Regions from separate parts of the Homo sapiens genome. Here all the other regions are linked to region 1. A link is a loop called in an ENCODE intact Hi-C map of the cell type or tissue named here. Cell type or tissue: OCI-LY7. All regions are shown on one strand. Each heading gives the region's core, and the rest is flanking DNA. Links, peaks and the distances in the headings are about the cores only.

Region 1 (7,587 bases), core at 489-5,488:
GTAGCTCACGCCTGTACTCCCAGCACTTTGGGAGGCCAAGGCAGATGGATCACCTGGGGTCAGGAGTTCAAGACCAGCCTGGCCAACATGGTGAAACCTTGTCTCTACTAAAAATACAAAAATTAGCCGGGCATGGTGGCGTGTGCCTGTAGTCCCAGCTACTCGGGAGGCTGAGGCAGCAGAATCACTTGAACCTGGGAGGCGGAGGTTGCAGTGAGCCGAGATTGGTCCACTGCACTCCAGCCTGGGCGACAGAGAAAGACTTCATCTCAAAACAAACAACAACAAAAATGAGTCCACACATCAAACCCATAGGGAAAGTATATTATTTTCCTTATCTTAGAGTAAGGAAACTCAGGCTCAGAGAAGAAAAGTTGTCTCAAGTTGACGCTGCAGGTCACAGGGGAAAGCAGAAGAACCAGGGAGGGATGTGCTAGGGTGCCACTGCCTCACATCAGGCATGAGAACAGGTGTTCCACGTTGAGTGCTGATCTCACAGTCAGCCTGTAAAAAGAAGTCCATCATCAAACAGGTTTTTGAGAAACTTTACAAAATAATCCCAGGTTGGCAACTCCTCTAAATGATGAACAAATTAAAGACCTTCGCCCCGCCAAAGTACTACAGTAAAGAATCCTATAATGGTGTTTTCCAAACTTACTTCGCCATAGCATTCTTTTTTGAACAATTTATGTTAACTTTTTTTGTCATAAATTGAATTAGATCTCCCAAAAAAGAAGTCCTAACCCTTAGCACTTCAGAATGCATCCTTATTTGGAAATAGGGTCATTGTAGATATAATTAGTTAAGATGAGGTCATACTGAAACAAGTGGGCCCTTAATCCAATGTGACTGGTGTCCTTATAAGAAAAGGGCACACAGAAAACAGCCATGTGACAACAGAGTGATGCATTTACAAGCCAAGGAACGCCAAGGATGGCCAGCAACCCCCAGAAGCTGGAAGAGGCACGCAACAATTCTCTCCTAGAGTTGCTATAGAGAACATGGTGCTGACGACACCTTGATTTCAGACTTACGGCCTCCAGAACTGTAAGACAATAAATTTCCATTGTTTTAAGCCACCAGTTTGTGGTACTTTGTTATGGCAGCCCCAGGAAACCAATATAATCCTGAAAAACGAATATTCCATAGAATAAACTTAGAGACCCGTTAATCTGACCATGTGAAAATGAGCAAGTTTGTTATTACTTTGTGCCTCAGTTTTCTCATCTGTAATACGGGGATAATAACACCTATCCAATGAGGTCATTCTGAAGATTAAATGAGATAGACATGGAAGTATTTAGAAGAGTGTCTGAAACATAACTAGTATCCATAAATATTAGTTGTTCTTCATCTTCAAGGCAAATCTCCGTTATCCTAGAGCTGATCCTTTTCAATGATAAGTTCAACAGAGATGATGAAAGCAATCGTAGGACTAGATTTTCCTCATTACACCCGTCAGTGTTCTTTCACTGCAATCAACAGATAACAACTCTGGCTAATAGAGGCAAATAGGAATTTACTGGAAGAGAATGGAGTGGCCCACAGACTGCAGGAAAAATGAAGACTGGGGTCTTTGAAAGGACAGGAATCAGGGCAGTTGTGGGGTTCCAGGAAGCAAGACACCAAGATGAAAGAATGCCAGTGGTTTTCAGACTCTGCAGTAGTCTCCAGGGATCAGGCCTCTGATTGGCCTAACTTGGCCTAGTGCTTCTCTCTCCGGTATCTGAAGGGGGAACATGTGAACCGACAGCCCCAGCAGGACCATGCTCAATGGGAGAAGGGAGGTGTCCCCTAAAGTAAAATCAAGATGCTATTAACAATAGATGAGCGATGGCTCCGAGAAAGGCAAAACTGACAGACGTCCACGAGGGCATCTGAGGAGCCAGGAAAGTTAGGGGAAAGAAGAAGTTCTGTTCTTGGGGTTTTCTGAGAGCTTCCTGATTCCCTCTCCTCTTCCCTCCAGCTGTGTTTCTAGCTAACAGTCACTGCCCCTGTATTTCTCACTTTTCATTTTATGCTAATATCCATTACTTAAAATCGTTGATGGTTTCTTTTCAGTTTCTCATTGCACCAAAATTAATTAGAAATTGTTATAAAGTGTTGGGGGCTGAGAGTAGAGGGATCAACGTTTGATGTCACCTGAGCAAAACAGGAACAAATAAAAGGGTAATTTTCTGTATCTGCACTCAAACAAGTATTTTGCTATGTCTGTATAGTCAATGGAAACCACTCTTAGATTTACCAAGTCTGATTTCATAGTTAAATATATCTCCTTTTGTTTAACTGACCAAGTGACTTCTAATTTGGAATGTCTTCACTGTTTGTCCTAGCATGATCAGAAGGCTTTAAAGAACCCTCACTCAGAAACCTCATATTATTTTTGGATGCCTCCGGTGTAAAAGCACCCCCTGCGTTCCGAATAATTCATTTCAAGAAACATGGTATTAAGTGTTTAGTATGTACCAGGCGCCTGAATAGGTGCAGGGGTAAAAATGTCTTGACACCAAGGAACCTCCGGCATTTGTGAATCTGCTGAACATCGCCATTGATGGACTGGATGCTGCCGCCTTTGCCCCTCCCCCTCCTGCCACGTGTCATCGCGCCTACTTAGCGACACCTAGTGGTCAGTAAAGAGAACTATCTGAATCAATGACGCCTTTCAGGACTTCTCTCAACAGAGTTTGACCAAGTTTTCTTCTGCTGTGTCAGATCCCTCTCCCAGATCAGATCATTAGAACCTCCTCCAGTATCTTATGTATATGTGTCTAGAATGACTTTTTTTTGAGACAGAGTCTTGCTCTGTCGCCCAGGCTGGAGTGCAATGGCCTGATCTTGGCTCACTGCAACCTCCACCTCCCAGGTTCAAGTGATCCTCCCACCTCAGCCTCCCAAGTAGCTGGGATTACAGGGACACGCCACCACGCCCGGCTATTTTTGTATTTTTAGTAGAGACAAGGTTTCACCATGCTGGCCAGGCTGGTCTTGAACTCCTGACCTCCGGTGATCTGCCTGCCTTGGCCTCCCAAAGTTCTGGGATTACAGGTGTAAGCCACCGCACCCAGCCTAGAATGACTTTTTAACATCTCTTTCTGTACACATTTGATCAATAACCTTGGAAACATTATTCTTGTAGCACATTTTATTGCTGTAAGGGCAAGTTAAGACTTCTGAATAAGCAAAAATGATTACTGAGCATCTCCAATGGAAAACTATGCATTCTTTACAGCACACTTTTCTAAGTTATTTGTTTCTATGGAATCTGTGTTTTTTTCTTGTCTTGGAGTTATTCTAGAGCTCGGTAGATTGTGGATAAATACAAATAATTCTTGTCTATAAACATGCAAATAAATTCTGCCTGATGGAAGTTCAGTAGACTCCACCTTACCCCACACCCGCACTCCACCCCGCCTCCCATGGAAAAAGTCAATTTTGTGTCCATTGGTAAATGAATTTCAACGTTGCTTTACTCTATATAAATTGGTCTTTGACCTTGCCTTTGAACTGGTGGTGACCTCTGGCTAGTTTCCCCTTTAATTCATGAGTTAAATAAAATTTTGACATGTTTTCATTCTATTATATGTAAGAGTCATCGTTTTATCTTTTTCAAAGTTATTCTTTAGCATTGGTAATTCAAAAGAGACATTAAATTTAGCTGAGAAATATCAGACTACCTCTAGTGCTAAATATAAATTAAGTAAAAGGTGTCAAAACCTGTGAGAAGAGTCTGAGATGTTACCCTACTTGTAAGTTAACAGGTCAGCCTGCCTGTTTCAGGGATGCTCACAGAAGACTCAAGACTTCTGGAGTTTTGAGTGAGACAAAGGACTTTGCTACTCACAGCACAGTAAACAGAATTAGCTCCATATTGGTCTTGATGCTTTTTGGCCCTAAGTCTACCAAGGACAAAGTGGAGCGGCCTAGATGGATGCTGCACATACTGAGGGTTCGCATCACAATTGAGGACCCAGAGCTTAGGGAACATGAATCTTTTGTAATGGGCTGCAAGCAAACCAGCCCAAACTTTGTCTCAGAGGCAGACCTTATTTTTATTTTACTGGACAGTAAGTGAATCTGCCCTTTGCTCTGGAAGGAGACAACCTCTACCTTCAAAGCTGTTGTTCACTGTACAAGCATCCATAAAATAGAGTACCTCTGCTTGCAAGTTGTACCTATACACAAAAAACCCATGGAGAACTTTCTCCCAACAAAAAGAAAGCATTAAGTTGTCTAATTCACTTAAACCTATTAGAGAATATCTAGTTGGTGCCCAATGGGCTTCAGTTCAAAAGAGGGAACTGAGCCCACATACTGAGTAATCCCCTTTCAACAGATACACAAATTCATATGGAAATGATTTAAGAATATATAAAAGTGTGAACATATACCCACTTGCTCAAAAGAAAGCACTTTCACACATATATTTCCTTGCTGTGTTAGTGGAGAAGGCCTAGAAGCGACAACACCCTGGTAGTGTCAAGCACATCTAGCTCCCAGATCTTGATTACTAATACGATTCTCCAATAAAAGGAATGAGACGTCCTTGGAGAAATAGATGGCTCTAAGATTTCAGCAGGAAATGCAAAAGATGACCCTGAAGCATCCTGCGTACCAGAAAGTAAGAAAGTGCTAAAAATTTTAACTAAAAACACAAAAAACTAAAACCATGATGGTGATCAAAGGGACCAAAGAGCCAACTGACTGAGCACCTAGTGGCCAAAGCTAGAAAATTTAGAGCAAGAAAATAAAGAAAATAGTATTGGATTATAACCAAAGTCTAAAAATAAATAAATTAATGATTGAGTAAATAAATAAGAGAGAATACACAGATCTATTCCAAGATTCCAAGAATTCCAAATAAGTTATCTAGACTCTCCACCCTTAAAGAGGTGGAGCATGAATCCTCACTCCTTAACTATAGGCTGTGTATAGTGACTTTTTAAAAAGTACGGTACAGAAAGGAGAAAAAAGGAGTAACTTTATGGTGGAGAAACATGATAAATGCAACCTCAGCCAGAGCCAGGTGATCAAGGTTAACATCATGGTCATAAATCAGATTATAGTATACACCCTTGGTATCTAATCATGAGAAAAACACTAGACCAAACCTCAATTGAGTGATAGTCTATGAAAGACCTGACTAGTGCCCCTTAAGATTGTCAAGGTCATCAAAACCAAAGGAAGTCTGAGAAGCTGTCACTCCCAAGAGAAGCCTAAGGAGACATGGCAACTAAATGTCATATAATATCCTACATGGGATCCCAGAACAGAGAAAGGGCATTAGGGGGAAACTAAGTATATCTAAAGAAAGTGTGAACTTCCACTGGAGGTCGGGAGTTCGAGACCAGCCCAACCAACATGGAGAAACCCGGTCTCTACTAAAAATACAAAATTAGCCAGGCGTGGTGGTGCATGCCTCTAATTCCAGCTACTCTGGAGGCTGAGGCAGGAGAATCGCTTGAATCCAGGAGGCGGAGGTTATGGTGAACCGACATCACGCCATTGCACTCCAGTCTGGGCAACAAGAGCGAAACTCTGTCTAAAAAAAAAAAAAGAAAGTATGACCTTTTAAAATGATAAATGTATCAATTTTGGTTAATTAATAATGACAAATGTGCCCTGCTAATGTAAATGTTAATAATAGGATAAACTGGACGCGGGGTAAATGGGTACTCTGTACTATCTTAATTTTTCTGTAAAACTAAAATTATTCTAAAATAAAAAAGAGTCAAGCGTGGTGGCTCATGCCTGTAATCCTAACACTTTGGGAGGCTGAGGCAGGCAGATCACCTGAGGTCAGGAGTTCGAGACCAGCCTGGTTAGCATGGTGAAACCCCGTCTCTACTAAAAATACAAAAATTAGCCAGGCGTGGTGGCGGGTGCCTGTAATCCCAGCCACTGGGGAGGCTGAGGTGGGAGAATCAGTTGAACCTGGGAGGTGGAGGTTGCAGTGAGCCGAAATCATGCCACTGCACTCCAGCCTGGTCAACAGAGCGAGATTCCATCTCAAAAAAAATAAATAAATAAAATAAAATAAAAAATAAAAAGGTCATTTTAGTAAAAAGAAAGCATTTCCAATTCTTCTCCACTTTCTCATTTTCATCATGTACAGATGGAGATTCCAATGCAACCATTTCCATATTGTTATGTTCACATTCTCTTCATTCGGAAAGGCTTTAAATTCAGTAAGAATTCTTTTTTTCAGTGGGATCTTTGTTTGATCAGTTCTTCCTCTCCCCTTGAGGATCATGGAGTTACAGAAGGTTGCTTTTTAAAGGATGTGCCTTTGTTAAGTTTAAGATTTTAATTCGGGGTATAATTCCCTGGCTGGAAAGCGTCCAGATTTCAGGTTTTTTATAGTATTCTTAAACAGAGGCATTACACCACCAATAACCACCAATAACGAACAGAATGAATCCTCTAGAAGAATCTCATTAATACAGGTGAGCCCAGAGCTCTAACTACTGGAGGTGTGGACTGTTGAGGGTCAATGAGGACCAAATACCAGTCCTGCTAGAAATTCAGGGAAGTGCAGCAGGCCCAGTGCATGGAAGAGTACAGCCGGGCACTGGCTGCCAGCTCACACTTGCAAAGAGCCAACCACCTAAAGGAGTGTGGCTATTCTGCCTGCGAATGAGGGCAGTTGCTCTAATGAAAGGGCATGCTAGGGGGAGCTGCAGGTTTACAGAGCACCCTGTAGTTTGTTTACTGAACAGTGATGGCCATGAAGGCAACTGAAGGCTGAGATCCAAGCTGTGTGTAGCAAGCCCTCCAGCACAAGTCAAGGCTGCCCTGGGGAAGAGGTACCTTGTTATTGTGTGCAATAGTACCCTCCTCCAGCTAAACCCTGTGCTCATGGGTTTGCACCTGCCCAGATTTAATGAATCTAAAATTTACTCTACTTTCTGTTTGGGCTCGAATGATAGTGAGACAGTGAGAAAAAGGGCTCCCCAGAGAACCTCTGACCGGCCTGTGCACTGGGAGGATGGAGTGGGGCCTTGGGAGGTTCACGCCATTTGCAGCGGGTAGGAGCCTGGCCTCTCCTATTCCTGGGTGGTAACCTGGGATTCAGTCTGTGAGATGGGGGCCTGTTAACAGGAACCCCTCTTGCTTGGCTGAAAGAGTCTTTTTTCTTTTCTCCCAATAAATTCTGTAACCTTTCACCCTTTAAAGTGTCTGCATGCCTAATCTTTCCTGGTCGTGTGACAAGAATCCGGTTTTTTTTTCCTACAGCAATAGGAACAGGAACAGAAGTTAACATCAATTCTAACATTGAAATATAGAGATCGGTCTCTTGAAGGACAAAGAGTAAACAACAACAACAAAAAAAATTAGCCCATATAAAGAGTTGACATAGCTGAAAATGCAGCACATCCATAAAGGAGCTGAACCCAGTAGGATACAATCATAAAATCATATTTTTTCCTCAATACTCCCCGTTCTGACCATCAGGTTTTTCTCTGTCCCTTGGATGAAATCTTAGGCAGGTTTCACAGATTTCCTAATAACTCCTAGCTTTAATAAAATCCAAATCAGTCTAATTGCCATATAACTGTAGTCCAGTGTACTATAAAACACTATAATCCT
Region 2 (7,587 bases), core at 1,400-6,399, 67 kb after region 1:
CATTAATAAACCAAATTTGAAATATTAATATGAACACTTAAATATATCTTTAGCTATGACTGTTGCTATTGGCAGATTTTAACTTTGGTCTCCTTTGTTACTGAGAATTCTTAGATTGAGACTTTTGAAAATTTTTTTAGACATAAGCCTTACGTTTTTCTTGTCTGGTTGTAATCAGCTTGGTGGGCTTTTTATTTTTATAACCAACTTTTATTTCAAAAAATAAAAATCTCAGTGTTGTTTCTCTGTTACCTAGCATGATTTTAAGCTGCTTCCTTCAAAATATTAGCTGGCATTTGAAAAGTATTATAAAATATTTTTAGTATAAAGTTTATATTTCAGTGTATATTTTATTACAAAATATTTTTATAATTTGGAATTAAAATGTTAATTGAATTGTAAAATTCAGTTGCACTTAAAGTGTGCAATGCCTTGTGCTGGTCAAAAATAATACTAAATCCTCTTTAAAAGTCTTGGTAAATTATAAAATGAGATTTTGATTTATACATACCACCACTAACCTATTGTGAACAAAGTCATAATTTCATTAGAATGTACATATTTTTAATAGAATTTATAAAATCCCTTAGGCTTGCAGGCTGTATATATTATTGTAAGATGATAAATCCATTTCACCATTTAAAAAATTTCTGATTTTAAAAGTAACATTTATTGTAGAAAAAATCTGAGTAAGGATAGAAAAATTCAATTTCTTTACTTAGAAGGTAATATTTTTCATTTTTTCTATACATCTTATTTTACATATTTGAGCTCATAATGTATATAAACCATTCCAATTCATCTTCCTTTAAACATTGTTCTAAGCATTTCCTTGAATCATCGACAACCCTAAATTCCTAATTGCTCTGTAAGTTTATCATATGGATATGCCACCATTTTCATATTTTCCTAATGTTGGATGCTTAGATTGTTTCTGGCACTCAGAAATTGTCACTAAGTTGTTAGAGGAATAGTATCTCTTTAAAAGTTTATATTTCTTTAATTACTAATTACATTTGAATATTTTTGCAGGTGTTAGTCATTTTTTCCTTTTTTTTTTTTTTTTTTTTTTTTTTTTTTTTGAGACAGTGTCTTGCCCTGTTGCCCAGGCTAAAATGCAGTGGCAAGATCTCAGCTCACTGCAACCTCTGCCTCCTGAGCTCAAGCGATCCTTTCACCTCAGCCTCCTGAGTATCTGGGACTACAGACACACACTCCCATGCCCAGCTAATGTTTTTAATTTTTTGTAGTGACAGGGTTTCACCATGTTGTCTAAGCTGGTCTTAAACTTCTGGGTTCAAGTGGTACTACTATGTTGGCCTCCCAAAGTGCTGGCATTACAGGCATGAGCCACTGCGCCCAGCCTATGGTTTTTGCTTTGTTTTGTTTTGTTTTTAATGAACCATTCCAATTTTTTATTCCAATGTTCCTCGTAGTACTTACTAATAATGCATATGGTCCTTTATATTAAGGATAATGACTATTTGGTAATACTTTTGGGAAATACAGTTTTGGTTTAATTTTTTTTCTGGTAAAGTAATCGTTAAATTTTGAAAATACAAATAAGAATATAGAAGAAAATCTGCTAGGTGCAGTGGTTCATGCCTGTAATCCCAGCGCTTTGAGAGGCCGAGGCTGGTGGATCACTTGAGGTCAGGAGTTCAAGACCAGCCTGGGCAACATGGTTAAACCGCGTCTCTGCTAAAAAATATAGAAGTTGGGCCGGGTGTGGTGGCTCACGCCAGCACTTTGGGAGGCCGAGGTGGGTGGATCACGAGGTCAGGAGTTCAAGACCAGACTGGCCAACATGGTGAAACCCCGTCTCTACTAAAAATACAAAAAAAATTAGCCAGGCGTAGTGGCACACACCTGTAATCCCAGCTACTCAGGAGGCTGAGGCAGGAGAATTGCTTGAACCCGGGCAGCAGAGGTTGCAGTGAGCCGAGATCGTGCTGCTGCACTCCAACCTTGGGCGACAGAGCTAGACTCCATCTCAAAAATATAATAAAAATTAAAAAAAGAACATAGGAGAAAATAAAACAGTCCATCAGGATTTCTAACATTAAATACACACACACACACACATACACATATATACACATACATTTTTTTTTTGAGACAGGGTCTTTATTGCCCAGGCTGGAATGCAGTAGCATGATTATAGCTCACTGCAGCCTCAAACTCCTGGGCTCAAGCAATCCTCCTATCTCAGTCTCACAGTGTGTGCCACCACACCCAGCTAATTTTCAAACATTTTTTGTAGAGGCAGGGTCTCACTATGTTGCCCAGGCTAGTCTCAAACTCCTGGTCTCAAGCGATCCTCTCATCTTGGCCTTCCAAAGTGCTGGAATTACAGGTGTGAGCTGCTGCACCTAGCCAAGTTTAATTTTAACTGAATTAATACTTCATGTTCTTCATGGTATTCTGCTTAGTTCATGTAACAATATAAAATAAAAACTGTATTAAATACTTTACATTTAAAAATATTACATGGTATTCCATTATATAGATATGCCACAAATAGTGCCTTAAAGATGGACCTTTAGTGTTGCATTGTTTACTACTCTAAACTTTGTGATGTTCTTAAGATAAATTATAAATGGAATTGCTGGGCCTGAATGTACTCACACCTTTAACTTCATGCAAATGATCCTTCCAAAAGGCTAATTCAATTCCCATTAGCAGCATTTAGAATACCTGTTTTCTTATAGCTCACTAAAAATGGATATTTCTATTTTTCTTAACTTTGAGGTATAGTTTACATGTAATAAATGGACTCATCTTAAGCATACAGTTCAATTAGTTTTGACCAACATATATGTACAGCCATGTAACCACCATCCCAATCAAGATACAGAATGCTTCCATCACCCCTAAAAAGTTCCCTCTTGCACATTTGCATCAGTTCCCCTTCTCACCCTAGGCTCTAGATAACCACAGATGTTTCCTGTCAGTGTAGGTTACATTCTGTCACTATATAGATGGATTCATACAGCATGTACTTTGGGGGCCTAGATTATTTTGCTTAGCATGTCTTTGAGATCCATCCCTGTTGCTGCTTGAATCAGCATGTCTTCCTTTATTGTTCAGCAAAAGGCCATTTTATAAATATACCAAAACTTGCTTATCAACATGTGAATAAACATTTGGGTCAATTCCAACCTGGGGCTATTGTGAATAAAGCTGCTGTATGCTTATATAGGTCTTTAAGCCATGACTCTCTAAAAAGAGGTAATCCACTTTCATACCTGGGAGGTCTGTGGACTCTAGGTATATCATCCACTATTTCAAATCAAGCAAATTTCCCAGAGGAAAGCCTAGATCTTGTTTTGGGATCAAATTAGCAGGATGAGGCAATGGTGCAAGATATAATTTTGAGAGCATCTTGGAAAGCTATCTGGAAAGCACCTGATCACCCTCCTCCTGTATCAGCAAGAAGCATAAGACTCCTAATGCTCACTGCCTTCCTCTGTCCACGTCTTCTGGCTCCAGACAAGTCTAAGAGTCCTGCCAAGTCAGTCCCTGTCCCCTCCCATGACAGGGGAGGGTCAGAGGAGAAAATAACGACAGGCATCATGCAGTTTAATGCCAGATCCCCTAAATAGCTCCAGAAGGCAGTAGCAGGGTCAGGCTACCCCACAGGCCACTTGAGCATCTGCCCAGTGGCCTCCAGGGTATTCCAGGTACTCTTCTCAGCTGCAAGAGAAATGTGTACTTTATACCTCAGGAGAGTTCTGTGCAGTGATTTACAGGGCCTACCTTCTGGAAGTAGAATGCTAACTTCTTAAGAGCAACAATCCTGCCTTATACGAATTTTTATACATGCAAGGTACATAGCAGATACTCAAATATGGTTCTGGGTAATGTATAATCTAAGCCCAAGATGTAGGCATGGACTCCTGACTTATAAGTATTCAATGTTTAATAGTTAAAATATGGCCTTTAACACTTCCAATGAAATATTTTCAGTTATCACTTTGAAATATTTTTCTTTGGAATTGAAACTAATGATGGAAATTTTATGTAGATGTATTGTAGACAGGTTGTTTTGTACCATTGTATTTTGAGAAAAGCCAGTAAACTTTATTCCTTCTCTTCCCTTCGCCATTCCCCTTCTGTAGCAGGGACCATTTGGGGGATGAACATGGGGGTTTGTTTTAGAGACAGAATCTTGCTTTGTTGTTCAGGCTATTCTGGAACCCCTGGCTTCAAGCTAGCATCCTGCCTCAGCCTGGGATTACAGGGGTGAACCACTGCACCTGGCCAGCAGGGGCCATTTTAGAGTAAGCTTTAAAATTCTAAGTTTTCAAAAAATTAAACTTGAAAAACAAGATAAACTTTGCAGTTATTTTTATTAAAAGCAATATGATAGCGAGTGGCACGTTTGCAATGGGAATCAGATTTTATAGAGAAGAATGGTTTACAGACAGCTTTTTAGGAAAATATCTCCCATCATAAAGGAGGGAGCTAGACCACTAAAGGAAAGCCTTCCGAGCCTTGCAGACCAAGAGAATCTGGACTGGGTCTGCTTGATTATCCAGGAGCTACATCACTAATGTTAGCTCTCATCTATTGCTCGTGGCAGAATGAGGTTTTTTATCAGGCATGTTTCTCTTCCCTCAGTTCACAGACATTGGGACCTTCGAGACAGTGTGGCAAGTCAAGTTCTACAATTACCACAAGCGGGATCACTGCCAGTGGGGAAGCCCCTTCTCTGTCATTGAGTATGAATGCAAGCCCAACGAGACACGCAGTCTGATGTGGGTGAACAAGGAGTCCTTCCTCTGAAAGTGGCTCTTTCTGATGCTACTGGACAATCTTTTCAGAAATCTACTTTTAGATAAACCAGCGCAGGCCTTAAACAAGGCATGCCACACCATTGCTGTTCCCCATCTGGTACTAATGACCTACTAGCCCTGGTTATTTTGAAAGTGTAATTCCCCTCTGACACAATATCCCTCACATACAAGATGGTGATGTACCACTCCCGAGAATATTCCCATCTGTATTTTGTGCTGATGTTCCTGCATCCAGTTGTTCTCGGTCATACTTTTGACCACTTGTGACTGGAGTTCAGTGGCCCTGGCAGGCTTGTCCTGCTCTTGACCATTCCACTGACTAACTTTGGTGTTTTGTTTCCAAGTTAAGTGATTCCTCCTTTTTTTTGTTCAATGTTAAATTTAAAAATAACAATGTGTATGGGTCCTCCCATGTGTAATATGGTAACATGTAACTTGCAGTGTTTGCCAGCTTTCAAAGCAGGCTTTGTGAAAATGTAATACAAACAGCAGTGAATGGGACTCAAATGTTGTGCTTCCTATAAACAGCTCCGCTCTTTCAGGGAAGGATGGTAACAAACTAGAAGGACAAATATGTACGTATTTATAACGTATTAAAACTCTTTTAAGTAGCTTAAGGTATTGTGCAATGGCCTAGCCTAGTAGAAATGGGGGAAAAGCATTGCTGTGGACCATTGTTAAAGTGACAGGAGTTGTAGGGTTACCCCTTTGACAAGCTTCCATAGTCTTCAGACACGCACATTGATGGCATCCCTACAGTCTTCTTCACTTGAACTTTGTAAAACTGCATATGGACCTGTAATCAACTTTTGATATTTCTTAATAAAGGCGTTGAAAATCATGCCCTGACTTGCATTCTTAATTTGGGCAATAATTATCTAGCAGGTGAATCCCTGCTCTAGGCCAGCTTCACTCAGGCCTGTATGCTACAGGATGACGGGGATGTATCCGGAGTAGAATTAGCACACCTATTCATGAATCAAGCCTGACCTTTTAGCAGGATTGCTCCAGCCAAGTTTAACAGGGCTAGCACAGGCCCAGGTGCTTGGCGGGCAATCAAAAAATGCTTGTACCTATCTCGCTCCATTACTCTTTCTGTGGTGACCCCTCCCCAGTTGGTGAGCTATGTGACTCAGTAGCAGGAGAGCAATGGTGCTATAATAGTGTGTGTACATCATGGTTGAGGCCTCCTTGCCTACTTCCAGCACCTTGCACAAAGCCCATATACCATACAGTTTAAGGATAAATTCCATAAGAAGGAAGTGAACTTCCTCTTGAAAAGTAACATGCTATTTTCCAATAATGTAATATTTACTTGGGCAGCACAAATCCTATAGTATTGGAAAAAGTTCGTTGGGGATTGTTTGTTTTTGCTACCTGTAAACCCTTCTTATAAGAAAATGCAAGCTACTGGGAGTATTTTTAAAAGTTGATTCATTGTAGAACTGAATTTGAAAGGCTGGCACTCAACACCTTTTCTACCTCCAAATCGCTTACCTGCAGTGATGCTGTACAGCCACCAGGGAACAGCAATGCCTTGCCTTTGGGGATCATAAATGATGTTAAAGGAGTGTAACATGTTTCTCAATAAGCTTGTGTTTTTTGTTTGTTTTTTTGTTTTTTTTTAAAGTCTTCATTACAATTGCTAAAACGTAAGTACTAACCCATTCCTAATGACTATTTTTTAAAACCAACACTCAATTATTTGAACAGACATTGAGATATTTAAAACAATGGATTTACTACAGAGGTTTTTCTTCCAGAATATCCAATAGAAATGCAGAGTGAATAAAAGATTTAAAATAAAAAGTGGGAACTACACAATTTAATATTTACTAATTTGATTAGTAAATATTTTCACTGGTGAAACAGGTTTTCAAGCCAGGGACTAGAGCTTGAGTATTTGTGTTGAGGGTGGAGACATTATCATGACTTTTGCAATAATCCACTCTTTTTTTTTTTTTTTTTTTTTGAGATGGAGTCTCACTCTGTCACCCAGACTGGAGTGCAGTGGCATGATCTTGTCTCACTGCAACCTCCACCTCCCAGGTTCAAGCAATTCTCCTGCCTCAGCCTCCTGAGTAGCTGGGATTACGGGCGTGTGCTACCACGCTCAGCTAATTTTTATATTTTTAGTAGAGATGGGGTTTCACCATGTTGGTCAAGCTGTTCTCAAACTCCTGACCTCGTGATCTACCTGCCTTGGCCTCCCAAAGGGCTGGGATTACAGGCGTGAGCCACTACGCTGGGCCCATACTTTTTTTTTTCTTTTTTAACTAAAGGCTTTATTTAGAGTTTGAAATGAGTCAAAGCAGACTTGGAGGAAACATGTCCTGGGATAGCTGCGCTGTTATCAGTGTCCCACAAACGAGCCAGAAGATGAGCCCTGGCAGAGCACCTGGAGCGTGGGAGTCCTGCTCACATCCTGGATGGTCACCACACCTTTCTCTGCCTCAGTTTGCTTATCTCTAAAATGAAGGGTTAGACTAGTAGAATTCTGAAGCCTTTTAAGAGTTATGGTTTGTTCCTCTATTTTATACTCCTTTAAAAAAAAAAGGGGAAAGTGTGTGTGCATATCTGTCTATGTCGTATGTGTATGTGTTTCCTTAGGGCCAGAAGTAAGGTTGAATCAAGGGAGTTGGGGAGGAGATGGAGATGAAGTAACAGAAAAACTTAACAGCTAATCTGCACGTTAAGTGATCGCTCCTGGCATATACTGTTCTACTTATGATTGGGCTCCAGCCCAGTCTCTCTGGCTACTTCTCACATAGCTCTCCTCCTACTCCAA
Region 3 (7,587 bases), core at 1,405-6,404, 360 kb before region 1:
TCTGTGAATGATGGGCTCAGGAAGGGAAATGTCTATTTATATGGGAAATTCGTTCCCAGGGGATTATAAAAGAATCTCATGTTTTCCAACAGGAAGGAGCACACTGAGCAAATCAGGAGCAAATGTCCCTCACGTAACACCTCCTTTTGGCCATTGTTCTGTATTACGTTACATTAATTTGAACCACGTGAAGCTGCCAATATTTGACAGCTTTTGACTGGCAAGAACAATCTCATATATTTCCACATAATAGACCCACTCTGCCTCCTGCCACTCATTCATTCAACAAATATAAAGGAACCGTTCACCTATTAGGGATCAGGCAGTGCTCTAGGTGCTGAGAACACAGCCAACAAGAAGACAGATGAAAACGCCTGCTTTTGTGGAGCTTGTTCTAATGAGGAAAGAGACAAGAAAATAAATAAGTGAAATAAATGTAACGTGTTAGATGGTGGTAAGGGCTGTGGAGAAAAAGAAAAAGTGCTACGGGAAGGGGTGAAAGAAATGTCAGATTGAGGGGAGAGGGGAGGGAGATTGCATTTTTAAATAGTTGGACAGCGAAGGTGACATTTCACAGAATAGGTGACATTTGAGTAAAGACCTAAGCCAGGTTGAGAATGAGCCAGGTAAACCTATGTGGGAGAACCTTCCAGCAGATGGAGGTGTGAGTGCAAGAGCTCTGCCAGAGGTGAGAGGAGGCCTAGCACTTCAAGAGACCCCAAGGAGGTCTTGTGTTCACAGCAAAAGGAGGAAGGGGAAGATAACAAGAGATGGGTCAACAAGGTAATAGGGGACGAATTGTATGGGGCTTCATAGGACTTTGCTGGAACTTTGGCTTTTGCTTAGAGTGAGGTTTACAGCAGAGGAGTGCCTTGATTTGATGTATACTTTTAAATAATCAGGCTGGGCATGGTGGCTCATGCCTGTAATCCCAGCACTTTGGGAGGCTGAGGAGGATGACTTGAGCCCAGGAATTCTAAACAGCTTGGTCAACACAGTTGAGGCCCCATCTCTAAAAGAAAAGAAAAGAAAAAAATTGGCCAGGTAGGATGGCATACACCTGTAATCGCCGCTACTCAGGAGGCTGAGATGGGGGGAATGTGTGAGCCCAAGAGTTTGAGGCTACAGTGAGCCACAATCACATCACTGTACTCCAGCCTGGGTGTCAGAGAGAGACTCTGTTTCAATAATTATTATTATTATTATAATAAAATAATAAAAGATCGCTGTGGCCTCGCATTGAGAACAGACTGAAAGGTGGTAGGGCAAGGGTAAAAGCGGAGACCTTAGAGCTGACTGCAATGGTCTAGGTGAGTGAGACAGCAGGTCTGCACCAGCGTGGCCTGCTCAGCTCACTGCGCATGATTGTGCAGGTGATGCAGGGAGCAAGGCACCAGCCTCATGGATAGGTGGGGCTGGAGTCTAGTCAGGGCACTGAGCATCAGCCCAGAGTCTAACTGTGGGGCTTCAGCCATCCAAGGAAGGAGTATCGTTCTCTACTCAAAGGCTCTGCCACCCATTCAGTCATGGGGGTGATGTTTTTCTAAATTGTAGAAAAGCAACACAATATAGACCAGCAAAGGCTCTGCTGGTAGCCAGAAGGTGATGAGAAGTGGCCAATACTTCATATATATCCTGGATCAATCTTATCTGCTCTCCCAACGGGTTGGATGACAGGCGTGACAGAATGAGAGAAGTCAAGGGAAAAATGACAAGGTCGAGCACGGCCTGAGAAAATGGAAAGGAGAAGGTCCCGTTTGCTGAGATGGGAAAGACAGGGAAGGAGCAGGCTGGACAGAGGCTGGAGATAGGCCTGCATTAGGCCAAAGATGCCCAGTAAACATCTCCAAATGGAGATCCTACTGCCACCCAGTAGGCAGCTGGGTCTGAGTCTGGTGTTTAGGGCAGAGGTCCATTGGAGCATAGTTAAATAATGTCAAAGGCTTCTTTCCTCAACCTTAAATATTTTTTGTCACTCAGAGTGGCTCAGGAAGAACATCAGCAAATACAATTGGTAATGGTCTGAGGGTCAGCAGGTGGCTATAGTCCCATCCTCTTAGCATCCCACAGAGGTCATGCACTGTGGAGCTTCCCCAGTGAGGCAGCTGTCTGCTGTTGCAGAGGGGCTAGTATGAGAGAGGTTTTGCTCAGGATAAATAAACATTATAGATTTAGGTGTCAGGTAGTCTAAGCTTAGAGACCAGATGTTTAGAGAGTTGGGGGAAAATGTCAGCTCCTTAACACCTGGAGAGTTCAGGGCCAGTCCAGTGTGAAGTGCAGAGAGTTTGGGGCCCAGTCCAGGAGAGACTGAGGCTTTCTCCCTGGAAGAAAGAAGCCACTCTTCCAGGCTGTCCAGAGAGCTCCAGAGGTCACTCATCTGACGGTCCTTCTCAGCTGCATGGTTCTGCTCTCTGGCCCCAGTGGCTCATCAATGGAGGCCATTGTCCTGTCATACTCAGACCTCAAAGAAGAGAGAGATTTGACAAAAATTAGCTGGGCGTGGTGGCACACCTGTAGTCCCAGCTACTCAGGTAGCCGAGGTGGGAGAATCACTTGAGCCCGAAGGTCCAGGCTGCAGTGAGCTGAGATGGTGCCACTGCACCCCAGCAAGGCAACCGAGTGAGAGCCTGCCCCACCGAGAGAGAAAGAGAGAGAGAGAGAGATTTACTCCCACATCACCCATTTCCCAGTATCAGATGTGTCTACACCTGAACAATTAGGGTCTCTCCTCCTCCTTCCAAAATGAAATAAACCACCCTGAAGGGCCTGGTTGACCCCTTCTGCAGGCCTAGTCAGGCATCATTCATTCCACGTTGGTATACTCTGCTAGAGAAAACACCAGGGCCATCACTTCCACAGGCTGGGACTAGGGATAGAAGAGTTAGCAGGTGCTCACAGTCCCCATCCTCTCAGCTAGCAGTGTGGGACTGTGCCGCACAGAAAAGACAGCTTCTGAGAAAAGCATTTGGAATGAAGAAGCCCAAGAAGCCTCTGGATGCAGGAGCCATAATATTATACAACAGACCATAGAGGCCTGCAGGACTCAGCACAGTCATGAAACAGCCACCAAGGACTGGGAAGCCCAACAGGGAATCTATGTGACACAGAGATGGACTGCTTACCAGCTAAGCGGCATGTGGTTTGAGTGAGCTGGGCTGCATCCCACCAGGATGTGGCATGGCCCACAACTAGAAGGCTAACTTTATAGGCTCCCTGCCCCCGATTAGGGAACTTCACTTTCTTGAAAACATTCTCAAGGCATGAAGTTGTCTGTCTCTTCCAAGGGAATGATCACAGACTACTATGATCATGGATAACTCCCTTTGTCATGTGCTGGATTCCCTGACAATCCCACAGCAAGAACTTCATTTATGACCACTGCCTCCCATGACCACACCCAGCATCGTGGAATTTGCTGGATATTCTACACTCCTATGAACCATTACCGGTGCATCTAAATGAGCACTGGAATGGCCGGTTCAAGAAGCAAAACAGAGGCGCTGTCACCCTTGCTTCATAAAAAAAGAGAGCAGAGAGGTGATGGGAGCCCTCTGCTGGAGCACAGGCCCACGTGTTTCCAGCTGAACTCCAGACCTAGCGCACCTCTCCCGTTTGGAGAGTGGGGAGCCTATGTGGCTGTTGACCTTGGCCTGAGGGTGTCTGCACCAAGTGACACTCGTATTTGCCTCAAGCACTTTGCATGGTGCTTTGCAAAGCTGTCCTTGAGGGCTCATGTGCCCAGCTTGATGGGGAAAAATTGGGAGGTTCAGGAGCCTGAGCTAGGGTGAGACATGGGCCCTCGAGCCAGAGTGGGTTCAAATCCTACCTCTTCAGCTCACTGCCTGGGTGACCCTGGGCATGTTGCTTAACCTCTTTAAGCTTTACTTCTTATATATAAAAAGCACTCAATATAGTGTCTGGAATGTAGCAAATTCTTTTTTTTTTTTTTTCAGACAGGGTCTCGCTCTGTCATCCAAGCTGGAGTGCAGTGGTGCAATCTCTGCTTACTGCAGCCTCCGCCTCCCTGGTTCAAGCGATTCTCCTGCCTCAGCCTCCCGAATAGCTGGGATTACAGGTATGTGCCACCATGCCTGGCTGATTTTTGCATTTTTAGTAGAGTCAGGGTTTTAACATGTTGGCCAGGCTGGTCTTGAACCCCTGACCTCAAGTGATTCACCTGCCTTGGCCTCCCAAAGTGCTGGGATTACAGATGTGAGCCACCACGCCTGGCTGCAAATTCTTAATAAAGAGAAGAAAATAATTTCCAGTGTTGAAATTAGGAGTTCTGAAGAGCCCTTAGAGCTTGTGGCTTATTAAGAAAATAAGCTGAATAACTAGTAAGTTAAAGTGTGCTGAGAGACCTTCCTTTCCTTGTTTAAAAGGCCTATCAGGCTGCAAGGCCAACTTGAGCCAGCTGGGGAGGGTCACTCAAAAGAGTGAGAAAGGACGCTGTCTGTCCACAAAGCACTGCATGCTGAGGTGCTGAGGGTGGTGACCAATTCTGGACCACAAACCTTTGGTGTGGTTTAAGGAGCCGCTCCTTGCCTGCCCCATGGCCCAGCAAGTGTGCGAACAATGACACACCCAGTTTGATCAGCTTGGACACACTGGGTGAGAGGAAGTGGTGTCGTGGGAAGGAGTAGGTAGGAAAGGAGAGAGTTATAATCTCGACACCTAGAGAAGAGCAAGGGATCCAAGTTATGGAAAGGCAAATTTGTAATCCTCTGTCGACCTTAGGTTTCTGTGAGAGGAAATCCAATACAACAGCTGGAGAACTGTATTTTTAAGACAAACCTGGACTGCTCCACCACCCAGCTTCTACTCTCCTGAAATCACGAGATGCTCAGCAGGGTGCTGCCAGAACAGGAAATAACTAGAGCAGCTGATTTCACTGCTGATATGAAAGTCATGGTTCACCTTGAGTGATTACACGTAGAACACCAGACCTCCTGGGGAGAGGAGGAGCTGGTGGGAACCTGTAACTTTAATGTAAACTGAGTCCACACACTGGCAAAGATAACACTTTGACTTTCATTGCCATTTCAAATCCAATTCCTTCTCATGACTGTCATCATGACTTTGTATGTAAATAGGGCAGAGATTAAGTCATCCCTTTTCACAGAAAAGAGGTGTGGAATGGAGGAGTAATTTGCTTACAGGTCAGGTCAGAAATCCATACTTTATCCATGAGTTGTTGCAAACCTAATGCTCAGAAATATACAATACGATCATTACAATGAAGTATAAAATTCAAAATAAAACAAGGAATTAATTTTTGATTGCTAGTTCTGATGAGTTTGGACCAATTTCATAAAAGGCGTCACCAACCTTTATCTCTTATGCAAAAAAGCTTTGTTCAGAAAATTTGAGGTAGCCAGTGCAATTAAAACTTGTGTACATTTTTATTTGAAACATAACTATTTCCAATGTTAATCAAGTTGGCATTAGTTGAAGTTGCCCCCAAGAAGTTTCATGTGTAGCTCCAGGGACATAAGGAGGGAAAAAGCAATGAGGATATTATGCCACAGTAAGGCTTTGGAGTCTGGGGGTGCTTTGAGTGTTTCTGCGTTCAGCCACATCTGTGAGTACAGATGGATTTCAGTCCACAAAGCACTGCATGGTGACATGCTGAGGGTGGTGACCAGTTCTGGACCAAAAACCTCTGGTGTGGTTTAAGGAGCCCCTCCTTGCCTGCCCAGTGGCCCAGTACGTGTGCAAACAATGGCACATGCAGTTTGATCAGCTTAGACTCCCCAGGTGAAAGGAAGTTGTGTTGTGGTAAGGGGTAGGTAGGAGAGGGGGGAGTTATAATCCTGACACCAGATAAAAATCGATTTCAGTTTTGAAAGATAATTTTGGTCAAGCAGAGGAATCTACTGGGATCACCTTCAAATGCCCCAAAACATCTAGCGTAGAGAAAGTCTATTAGAAAATAGCCTACAAATTTTAAAACTACATAGATTTTTGCCCACCTTACTGTAGGACTTTGGGAATCAGGAAGGTGAAGAAAAGGCAAAAAACAGACTGCAGCCATTATGCATCCAGAACTTGTCCTTTTGGATGATACCAACAACAAAGTGATTATGGCTACATAATGGCTACATAATTAAGAAGAAGTTAATCTCTGTACAGAGTAAAGTTTCCAGAGCAAGTATAGGAGCTTTTTTTTTTCTTTTTTCTTTTCTTTTCTTTTCTTTTTTTTTTTTTTTTTGACTGAAATGTTTCTATGTCTGCAATTCCTGTTTTTTCCCAGTTTCATCCCATGGCTCCACTAAACCCTTAAGGCACAGTTTATCAAGGAAGCCCATTAGAGTGGCATCTCTCAAGCCACTTCCTGCCAAGGGACAGCATTTCTGTCTAACTCCTGTAATTTTGAAGATGGAGACCTTCCCTGACTGGGTGTGTGATTTCTAGAAAAGAACCCTGATCAGTCAGCTGATAGTGCACAGGAAGTTGCTCTGGCTTTTTACCGAAACCATCAATTTGGTCTTCATGTAACATTAAAGATTCCTTTTCAAAAGGAAATCTTTAAGCATGGACTTTAGATCAGTGAACGCGACAGGTCACTGGACAAACCTGGACATAGGCGTACCTTATTCTGAGTTTGGGAATAAAACAGGTGATTATGATGGTGGCATGAGTCAGGTACCAAGAGAAGGTCAGAGGCTGGGACCCATGGGGGTCTGGGTACCAACCCCTGCTCTGTCATTACTGGGATTTCTGAACCCCAGACTTCTCATCTACATGGATAGGGTGATAATATCTACTGTGGGGTATTCTTATAAGAAGTAGGTTTCATGTATATGTAAAGTGCCTGGGTCATAGCAGGCACTTGTTAAACAGTAGTGTTAATAATCATTAAGTTACCTTAAAATGGTATCTGACAGCAAAGTTGTGGTAGGCTGAATAACAGCCCCCGAGGATATCCACATCCTAATCCCTAGAACATGAGAATGTGTTCCTTTACATGTATATAGAAAAAAAAAAGTTATTTTTTTCCTCTACATTTTCAACACTTTGCATCTGGTCACCAAAATGTGGGCGTTGTTCTTATTTGTTTGTTTGTTTTGTGGGGTTTTTTTTCTTTTTTTTTTTTTTTGCCATGTCGACCAATTCCCTGATACCAGCTGGGTGTCCTACAATTCAATTCGGTTCTGACACTATCTACCTGGAGTTAGCATCAGGTGCCACAGACGAAGGGCGCAGTCTTTCAAAACTGCCCCCACTTCAGACACCAGTCAAAAGTCCAGGGTTCTCACTTGTGCTTCTAACAGACTGGCCATAAACTGGGGCTCCCATGACCCTCTCCTTGGGGTTGATAATTTGCTAGAATAGTTTAAAAAACTCAGGGAGACACTTATTGTGTTTGCCATTTTCTTTTATAATAAAGGACATAAAGAGGTATATAGGATGAGGTCTGGAAGGGCTCTGAGTGCAGGAGCTTCTATTCCTGTGGAGCTGGGGTGCACCACACTTCTGGTACATGGATGTGTTTACCAACCCCAGAGCTCTCCAAAACCCATACTTGAGGGAAATTTTTTTTTCTTGGAGGCTTCATCATGTAGGCTTGATCTATTACTAACTCAA
Region 4 (7,587 bases), core at 1,653-6,652, 65 kb before region 1:
GTGGCTCACACCTGTAATCTCAAGACTTTGGGAGGACGAAATGGGAGAATCACTTGAGCCCAGGAGTTCAAGACCAGCCTGGACAATATATCGAGAGGCCTGTAATTCCAGATATTTGGGAGGCTGAGATGAGAGAATTGTTTGAACCCAGAAGGTTGAGGCTGCAGTGAGACTTGATCACGCCACTGAATTCCAGACTGGGTAACATTGTAAGACCCTGTCTCAAAAAATATATTAAAAAAGCAAATGGAGAGAATGTGAGGAGAATCATCTGTGAAGGAAACTGGAAGGTCTTTTCCAATTTCTAACCATACAGTGGGCCCTGAGAAAACACCTTTATAGAGAGAGAATGATTAGAACATTCTCTCTAATAATAATGATAGTCACATGAATGTCTGTAAATGTATAGGCAACAGGATAGTATCAATAAGTTGAATATGCCTTTAACAAGCTGAATGTACCTTATTCTTTAGCCTTCTTGAAAATAAAAGCCTAACCTAGTCATCTACCTGCATGGGGAGAATAGGGTGGAATTAGAAGTGCAGATAGGTTGTAATTAGAGGCTTTTAGTGGCTGACAATCACTGAGCATCTGTTGAAAGATAAGTGAATAGTAAAATTAGAAAATTACAGCCTCCATCAAGGAATGCAGCCCTCCCAACATCTCGAGACCCATTTCAGACTTATAACCTCCAGAGCTGTGAGATAATAAATTTGTGTTGTTTTAAGCTTCTAAATTTGTGGTTACTTGTTACAACAATAGGAAACTCATACAATAATTTTTATAGAAAGAATATACAATTAAATGCAAAAAGTACACTCATCTTAAGTGTACAGCTTGAAGAGTTGTCTTCCACATATTAATTGAGTGTAGCTAATTCATAGACCAAGTCATAGCACATCCCAGCAGCAGCCTATGATTCCCTCCTGCAACTGCCCAATTTGTACACTGCACCCCTAAAAGGAAAGAAAAATTCATACATTCAAAATACTTCTCACACCAAATGTGTGGAGTTTACCTCACATTAAGCAATTCTCCAACTCTCCAGATACCAAGTGGGTGTACTACAATTTACTCATGACACTAACTACCCAGAGTTAGTGCAGACCCCATAGGTTGAGGACTCAGCCTCGCAAGGCTGAAACCAAATTTAGACACCAGTCAGTAGTCCCAAACTGTGACCTGTCCATCTGGCTAACTAGCTATCCATTGGGGGTTGCCATGACCTTCTCTTTAGGTTTGATAATTTGCTAGAATGGCTCACAGGACTCAAGAAAGTGCTTTACTTACAATTAGCAGTTTATTTTAAAGGATACCACTTAAGATCAGCCAGATGAAGAGATACACAGGACAAAGTATGAGGGTGGAGCTGAGAGGTTCCGTCCTGCTCCACATGCTGCACCCTCCCAGCAGGTCTGTGTTTCCACCAACCTGAAGTCCTCCAAGTCCTGTCAGTTAGGGGGTTTATGGAGTTTCTATTCGGTAGGCATGATTGACTAATTAGTGGTCCCCAACCTTTTTGGCACCAGGGACCAGTTTCATGGAAGACAATTTTTCCACAGATGGGGGGTGTGGTTTCAGGACGATTCAAGCACATTACATTTATCATTCAATTCTCATAAGGATGACGCAACCTAGATCCCTTGCATACTCGGTTCACAATAGGATTCACACTCCTACGAGAATCTAATGCTGCTGCTGATCTGACAGGAGGCGGAGCTCAGGCGGGAATCCTTGCTCACCCACTGCTCGCCTCCTGCTTTGCAGTCCAGTTCCTAACAGGCCATAGACTGGTACTGGTCCACAGCCTGGGGGTTGGGGAACCCTGGACTAAATCATGGGCCATTGGTGACTGAGCTCAATCTCCAGCCCTTCTCCCCTCTCCAGAGGTTGGGGGAGGGAGGGAGTGCTGAAAGTTCCAACCCTGTAATCAACCATGTGATTCCTCTGATAACCACCAGCCTCCAAGAGTCACTTCATGAAAACAAACTCACATATGATGAAATAATATACAATAATTAATATAGATAACAAAAGACATTCCTCTTGCCTTTATCATCCAGGATTTTACAAGTGTTTAGGAGCTATGTGCCAGGAAATGGGGATGAAGACCTAATATATGTTTCTTATATTCTTAATGTATCACAATACCACAGCCTCCAAAAGTAATCTCTATTCTGACTTTTATAAATGTTGATTAATATTGCCTGAATTTAAACTTCACATAATTAAAATCATATAATTAATTCCTGCAAGATAGTGATTTAAAATAAGTCAGAAGTACTTTTTATTCCTGGCAATCTTTCTTACTCCCTTAGCCCCTTCAGAGAATAGTGAAGAACTCAGCTGCAAAAAAATTGATGTCAACTTTAGAGATAATAGTTATGAAAGCCAATGTTTTTCTTATCAAGTGCCAGGTTTTATTGCGAGAAGAAAGGAATTTTGAGTTTAGTTGAGCCAGAGCTAGAGGAGTATACCAAGCTTGTCTGACCCATGGCCTGTGGGCTGTATATGACCCAGGATTGCTTTGAATGTGACCCAACACAAATTCATAAGCTTTCTTAGAACACTGAGAGTTTTTTGTGATTTTTTTTTAGCTCATCAGCTATTGTTAGTGTTCTTGTATTTTATGTGTGGTCCAGGACAATTCTTGATCTTCCATTATGGCCCAGGGAAGCCAAAAGATTGGATATCCCTGGAATTTAGCATAGAATTCGTTTTAAAAGTTAACTAGACTTCCTGTCTCTGAACTTACAGTTTTTTCCTTAAAGGCCCCTGAACAACTGCACAGGCCATTCATCACTGTGTATGAGTCCATACACATATTATCACCAGGTGTCCCACTCAAATTCTGTCTGTAGGAAAGACTGCCCTTTGCTTTCAAGGCCAACCCTGGTGTCAGATTTGCATTGCAGTCCGAAGGATTTTCCTGCCCAAATTCTGCTTCCTTCCTTTTTTATCTCTCATGGGATTACTCCTTCCCCTTCTCATCAAACCTCCTCCACTTACTTCTGTCTCAGCTGCTTTCCAGAGAAACCAGCTGACCACTTCATACCTTTGGAGGAGTGATGTTTAGAAGAACGGAAGAAGAGCTATGTGCAAGTGCAGGGTGAGGCTGTATGCAGAGAATTACAGTAACTGCTTTATGTCATCGGGTAGGTGATGAGAACTAATACAAGAGGAAGAATTTAGAATGAGAACAGATAAAATAATATAAGTTCTCTCCTCTACTCTCGAGAATTTGGGGGAAAATTGGTGAGGTCATCAGCTTTCCCACAGAAAGTTGTACAAGACTGGAGTTACTTTATTTGGATGCCAAAGCAAAGGGCAACCCAGAAGGCTGGAGAATTCCTGGTACCGTGCATGCTAAATGCAGCAATAGGTTAGAATGATACTCCTGGGAAGAGTATGAGTAGGAAGGACAGAAAACAGCACTGATTAAAAGTGCAAACTCTGGGTTTGAATCCCATCTCTGCTATCCTACCTAGTTGTGTCACCCTGGCCAATTTACTTCACCTTTTTGAGCCTCAGTGTCATCATCTGTAAAATGGTGATAACAAAAGGAACTATCTCAAAGGGATAGGGTGAGGGTGAAATAAAACAATTCTTGAAAAGTACTTAACCGAGTTCCTGACCTAGACTACATATTCTGTAAACGGTTGTTTTCTTATTAAATTCTAGGAAACATCTGCCAGGGAAGGCAGATGATATTAAAGAAACAAGACCAGACCAGGGAATGTTATTATTCTCTCACACATAGATATAGTATTGCTATTGTTCAAGCAGAGCCTGTAGTTACAAGAACTTTCAAAAAGGACTTAGTTACTAAATGCATTAGAAATAATGTACAATTTCTACCCTACAGGTGCCACGTGACCTATTAAACATTTTATATAACCTTACTCATGGTTATGCTGAACTCTTAACATAGTGTTTCATCAATGTTTATTTAAACTTGCGGATATGCTGCAACCAGAAGCGGGGATTTCCAAATTGGTTAACCCCTATTCAAGGACAGTTGGGGGAAGCTCAGATGTTTTTTCTGGGTTTTTATGGTTTTTATTTGCAGCTGTGTTATTGCAACAGCAATCATATTGGTGCTGTGAACTTATGTAACAGAGAGAAAAGGTATAACACCAAGTAAAATGTATGAGACGCCCCTCGGAGAACCCTGCATTCCATTCCAGTACCCCGGCTTTAACTCTGTTGCTTCTCATCTCAAATCACAGTCTCCACATCTTGTCACCCTTTGCCTAGGCCTCAGCTTCCTTTCCTGATGAGCAACTTCAGATGAGGGGTGCATCTTGTTTCCTCAGTCCTCCAGGGTTCTCCTCCCGAACTGTCGTGAATGGTGAGACCCTGAAGACAATAGTCTATACCTGAAGCGGCCCAAAGACCTCCAAGCGGGAGCAATCCTTACACTGTGTTAAAAGTTTGCTTAACTTAGTGATTTCTCACCCTGGTACAGTCCTAATATGCAATTTTAACATTTTTTGAGCTTTCATTATGAACCAGGAACTGCCCTAAGGTATTTACATAATTGAAATATGTAAATTTTCTCATAGGATTTTGAATATGTAAATTTTCATAAGGATTGAATGTAATGTAATCCTTATATTAACCCTATGTACTATTATTCACATGCCCATTTTACTGATAAAAAATGAAGGCTGTGTTAAGTAACTGGCTGAAGGTCACCTAACCAGGAAGGAGCTGCTCTGCTATTAAACTGCCTCTCAGTGATAACTCCCTGGAAGAGATGAGACCTCTGGGAGACACCCACAGCCATTATTCTGCTCCTTCTAGTATCATAACAGACCCTAAGAATGGGACTGAACGTTAGTCTCTTTTTTATACATGTTCTTAGTTTCTACTTCTAAAACAAGTGTGCAAGGTTTTTTAAAATCAGAAAAAGATAAAGATATATTAAAAAGTAAAATATATCAAATTAATCTACAAGAAAGATCTTCTGGTCAGTTTTTTACTTCAAAAAGCATTTAAGGCCGGGTGTAGTGGCTCATGCCTATAATCCCAGCACTTTGGGAGGCTGAGGCAGGAGGATAGCTTGAACTCAGAAATTTGAGACTAGCCTGGCCAACATGGCAAAATCCCTGTCTCTGCAAAAAACACAAAAATTAGCTGGGCGTGATGGTACGCACTTGTAGTCCCAGCTACTCAGGAAGCTGAGGTGGGAAGATCGGTTGAGCCTGGGACATGGAGGCTGCAGTGAGCCAAGATCACACCACTGCACTCCAGCCTGGGTGACAAAGTGAGACACTGCCTCAAAACAGATGAAATAAAAAGCATTTAACCTTTTAAAGCCTCATTCCTTAGAGCAGCATATCCTAAACTATATACATATGACATCATCCAGGAATCTGGCTAAAATGCCCTCTTTGTTTCAGCTCCTGCATTACTAGTAGACTCCCAGGGGATGCTGCTGGTGGTGGTCTGTGGGTGATGCTTTTAGCAGCACTTTCACACCCCTGTGTTACGGCAAGGATACCCAGCATTTTGCCTATGCCAGAAGTCCAACCCCTCAACCCCACTCCGTATGCTAAAGCCCCCTGGCTCCTCCAGACTCTGGAGGGTATCCCACACTCCCTGGAGGGTATCCCAAACATATCCTTAACCTAATCTACCGACACACCCTTAACCTGCTGCTAGAGACTCCACACTGGCCCCTGGCACCGAGGCCATTCCCACTGACTTCCTCATTCTTGTCTTCAGATCACTAAGGACTTCTGATGGTCAAGGGCTTTTCTACCTCTGCACTGCATAGAGATAAATGCTCTCAATTCTCAGCTGAGGGGCCCCACATGTCTGTTCCAAATCTCCTCTCTTCTCAAGCTCCCAACAAGTCTTGTCACCCAAATCTCCCTCAACATATGACCTCATTTTTTATTTTAATTTAGAGCCATGTCAGGGGCCATTTGACACAAGCTGTGTCCTCTTTCTTCCTCTCAACCTCTATGGAACTCTATTTCTACATCCATCTCTACTTCCTTGTTCACATCAATGTGTCCTCCCTGCTTTCCACAGTCAATCCACTGTCTGGGCCATTGGCTCAATCCTTCTTCACCTCCTCCACCTCCTCTACCTCCTCCCAAATGCTCCTTCCTCATTTTCTTCTTCTCTTCCCATCTTTAGCAAACTCCTGTCCTCTATCTGCAACCTACAAATGTTCAGTTCTCCACTAAGAGAAACACCTTTCACCTGGTTCTTCCCATTTCTCTGATCCCCACCATTACTTAGATGACTCAGGCACATCATACACAAGCAAAATGAAGCCCCTGATTCTTCTCACCCTGCCACGCCACACCCCTGCACCTCCCCCCATCTTCCCAGCTCAGGAAATGGTCCTAGCTTTCACTCAGACCAAAAACCTAGGAGTCATCCTTCATTTGGCTTTCTTCTTAGACCCTACCCCTTCAACATCATTTTGCACATCCTGTTGATGTTTCTACCACCACAATATAGTCCAAAGCTGACCCCTTGTCACTATTTGCGGTGTACCAACTGGATCTAAACCACATTTATTCCTTGAATGAATTATTCAGCATCTTCCCGTCATATTTCCAACTTCAACTCTTGCCCTATACAGTCCATTCTTCACAAAGCAGCCTAAGCGAGTTTAGAAGTTGTAAATCTAATCAAGTTACTTCTCTGTTTAAAATCTACTTATAGCATCCCCTTGCACTTAGAGTAAAACACAAACTCCTTCTCTGCTTCTCTGATGTCTTCTACCACTTTCCCCATAGTTTATCAAGCACCAGATATACTGTGCTCAATCTATGCACTTTCTCTTTGTATAGACTGGAATGTGCTCATTGTGTGCCATGTTTCATTTTCATCATAGCACTTTTAATATCTGCAATTGTCTTCATCATTTACAGACTATCTCTCTCACACTAGAATGCAAACTCCATAACAGTGGTGATCTTGCCTGCCTTACTCACCTAGCAGTGAACAAGCACCTAGTGGGATCTAATAAATACAGGCCTCTTGAACAAGTAAATTAATGAGTTAACCTATTACTCCTGGTAGCTACAAGCCAGTTCTCCACTAGGTAATTCACTGTAGCAAACTTCTGAAATGAATAATCTATGACCATTGCTTTCTTTTTTTCACCATTGTTCCCCATTTTCTCTGTAGTGTAACTTCTCCCTTCACCATTCTTTTGAAACTTCTGCCCTGAAGGTCACCACGGCACTTTAATGACCAAAACAAACCGTCTTTTTTAAGATCTCAGCCACCTTAACCTTTGTGAATTTGACATTGTTAACCACTTCCCTTTTCTTGAAGAATCTCTCCTCTCCCTAGGCTTCTGAGTCACTTCTTCTGCAGACCAAATCTTTACCAACCCTTTTGCTGGCTCATCTTTCTACTCCTGATCTCCACTCATGAGTCTTCTCAGGTGACCTATATCAATTTCTCAATTCTACATATTCGTTTTTGGTGAACGCATCTCCTAGGACTTCAGCTGTTACTTCTTTGCTCATGAGTCTAAGTCAGTCTCTGCATCCTGACTCTCTCCCCTTACCTTCAAACTCATGTTCCAAATCCATCCTCATGCTATGACTTTCC

Evidence for each region. Hi-C counts contacts between places; a loop is a spot of excess contacts. Peaks named below come from ENCODE experiments on the same cell type or tissue, not always from the same donor. Only the 100,000 strongest peaks of a DNase experiment are listed, where the experiment ranks them.
Region 2: a loop joins it to region 1, with 3 times the contacts of the local background. A loop is called at or near these places in 5 of 110 quality-filtered maps.
Region 3: a loop joins it to region 1, with 2.6 times the contacts of the local background. A loop is called at or near these places in 3 of 110 quality-filtered maps.
Region 4: it touches region 1 in a loop (4-fold over the local background); 23 of 110 quality-filtered maps call a loop at or near these places.

The regions. Positions count from the first base shown.
Region 1 is chr2:68,357,206-68,364,792 of GRCh38, reverse strand. It overlaps LOC101927723 (a long non-coding RNA gene), which reads left to right. Exons shown (of 2, transcript NR_187652.1): 2 at 2,334-3,576. Among named protein-coding and RNA genes, the nearest start is that of PLEK, 4.3 kb to the left of the region's middle. RefSeq lists an enhancer at 2,483-2,552. In OCI-LY7, for the core only: CTCF peaks have their summits at 2,632 (motif pointing left), 4,496 and 4,696; a DNase peak (open chromatin) is centred at 2,592; H3K4me3 peaks cover 645 bases; H3K27ac peaks cover 1,609 bases.
Region 2 is chr2:68,291,063-68,298,649 of GRCh38, reverse strand. It overlaps CNRIP1 (cannabinoid receptor interacting protein 1), which reads left to right. Exons shown (of 3, transcript NM_015463.3): 3 at 4,624-5,640. The coding sequence ends at 4,788. All of the region lies in intron 1 of PPP3R1-AS1 (PPP3R1 and CNRIP1 antisense RNA 1), which reads right to left. Among named protein-coding and RNA genes, the nearest start is that of CNRIP1, 25 kb to the left of the region's middle. RefSeq lists a silencer at 2,936-3,035. In OCI-LY7, for the core only: CTCF peaks have their summits at 4,241 (motif pointing right), 6,121 and 6,335; DNase peaks (open chromatin) are centred at 2,939 and 6,309.
Region 3 is chr2:68,718,941-68,726,527 of GRCh38, reverse strand. It overlaps a transcript of ARHGAP25 not described here. Among named protein-coding and RNA genes, the nearest start is that of ARHGAP25, 12 kb to the left of the region's middle. In OCI-LY7, for the core only: CTCF peaks have their summits at 3,363 and 3,565 (motif pointing left); DNase peaks (open chromatin) are centred at 3,557 and 4,857; H3K4me3 peaks cover 1,331 bases; H3K27ac peaks cover 1,223 bases.
Region 4 is chr2:68,423,814-68,431,400 of GRCh38, reverse strand. No RefSeq gene overlaps it. Among named protein-coding and RNA genes, the nearest start is that of FBXO48, 40 kb to the left of the region's middle. RefSeq lists enhancers at 7,058-7,167, 7,288-7,527. In OCI-LY7, for the core only: no CTCF peak of the experiment used is centred there; a DNase peak (open chromatin) is centred at 4,010; H3K4me3 peaks cover 2,708 bases; H3K27ac peaks cover 4,312 bases.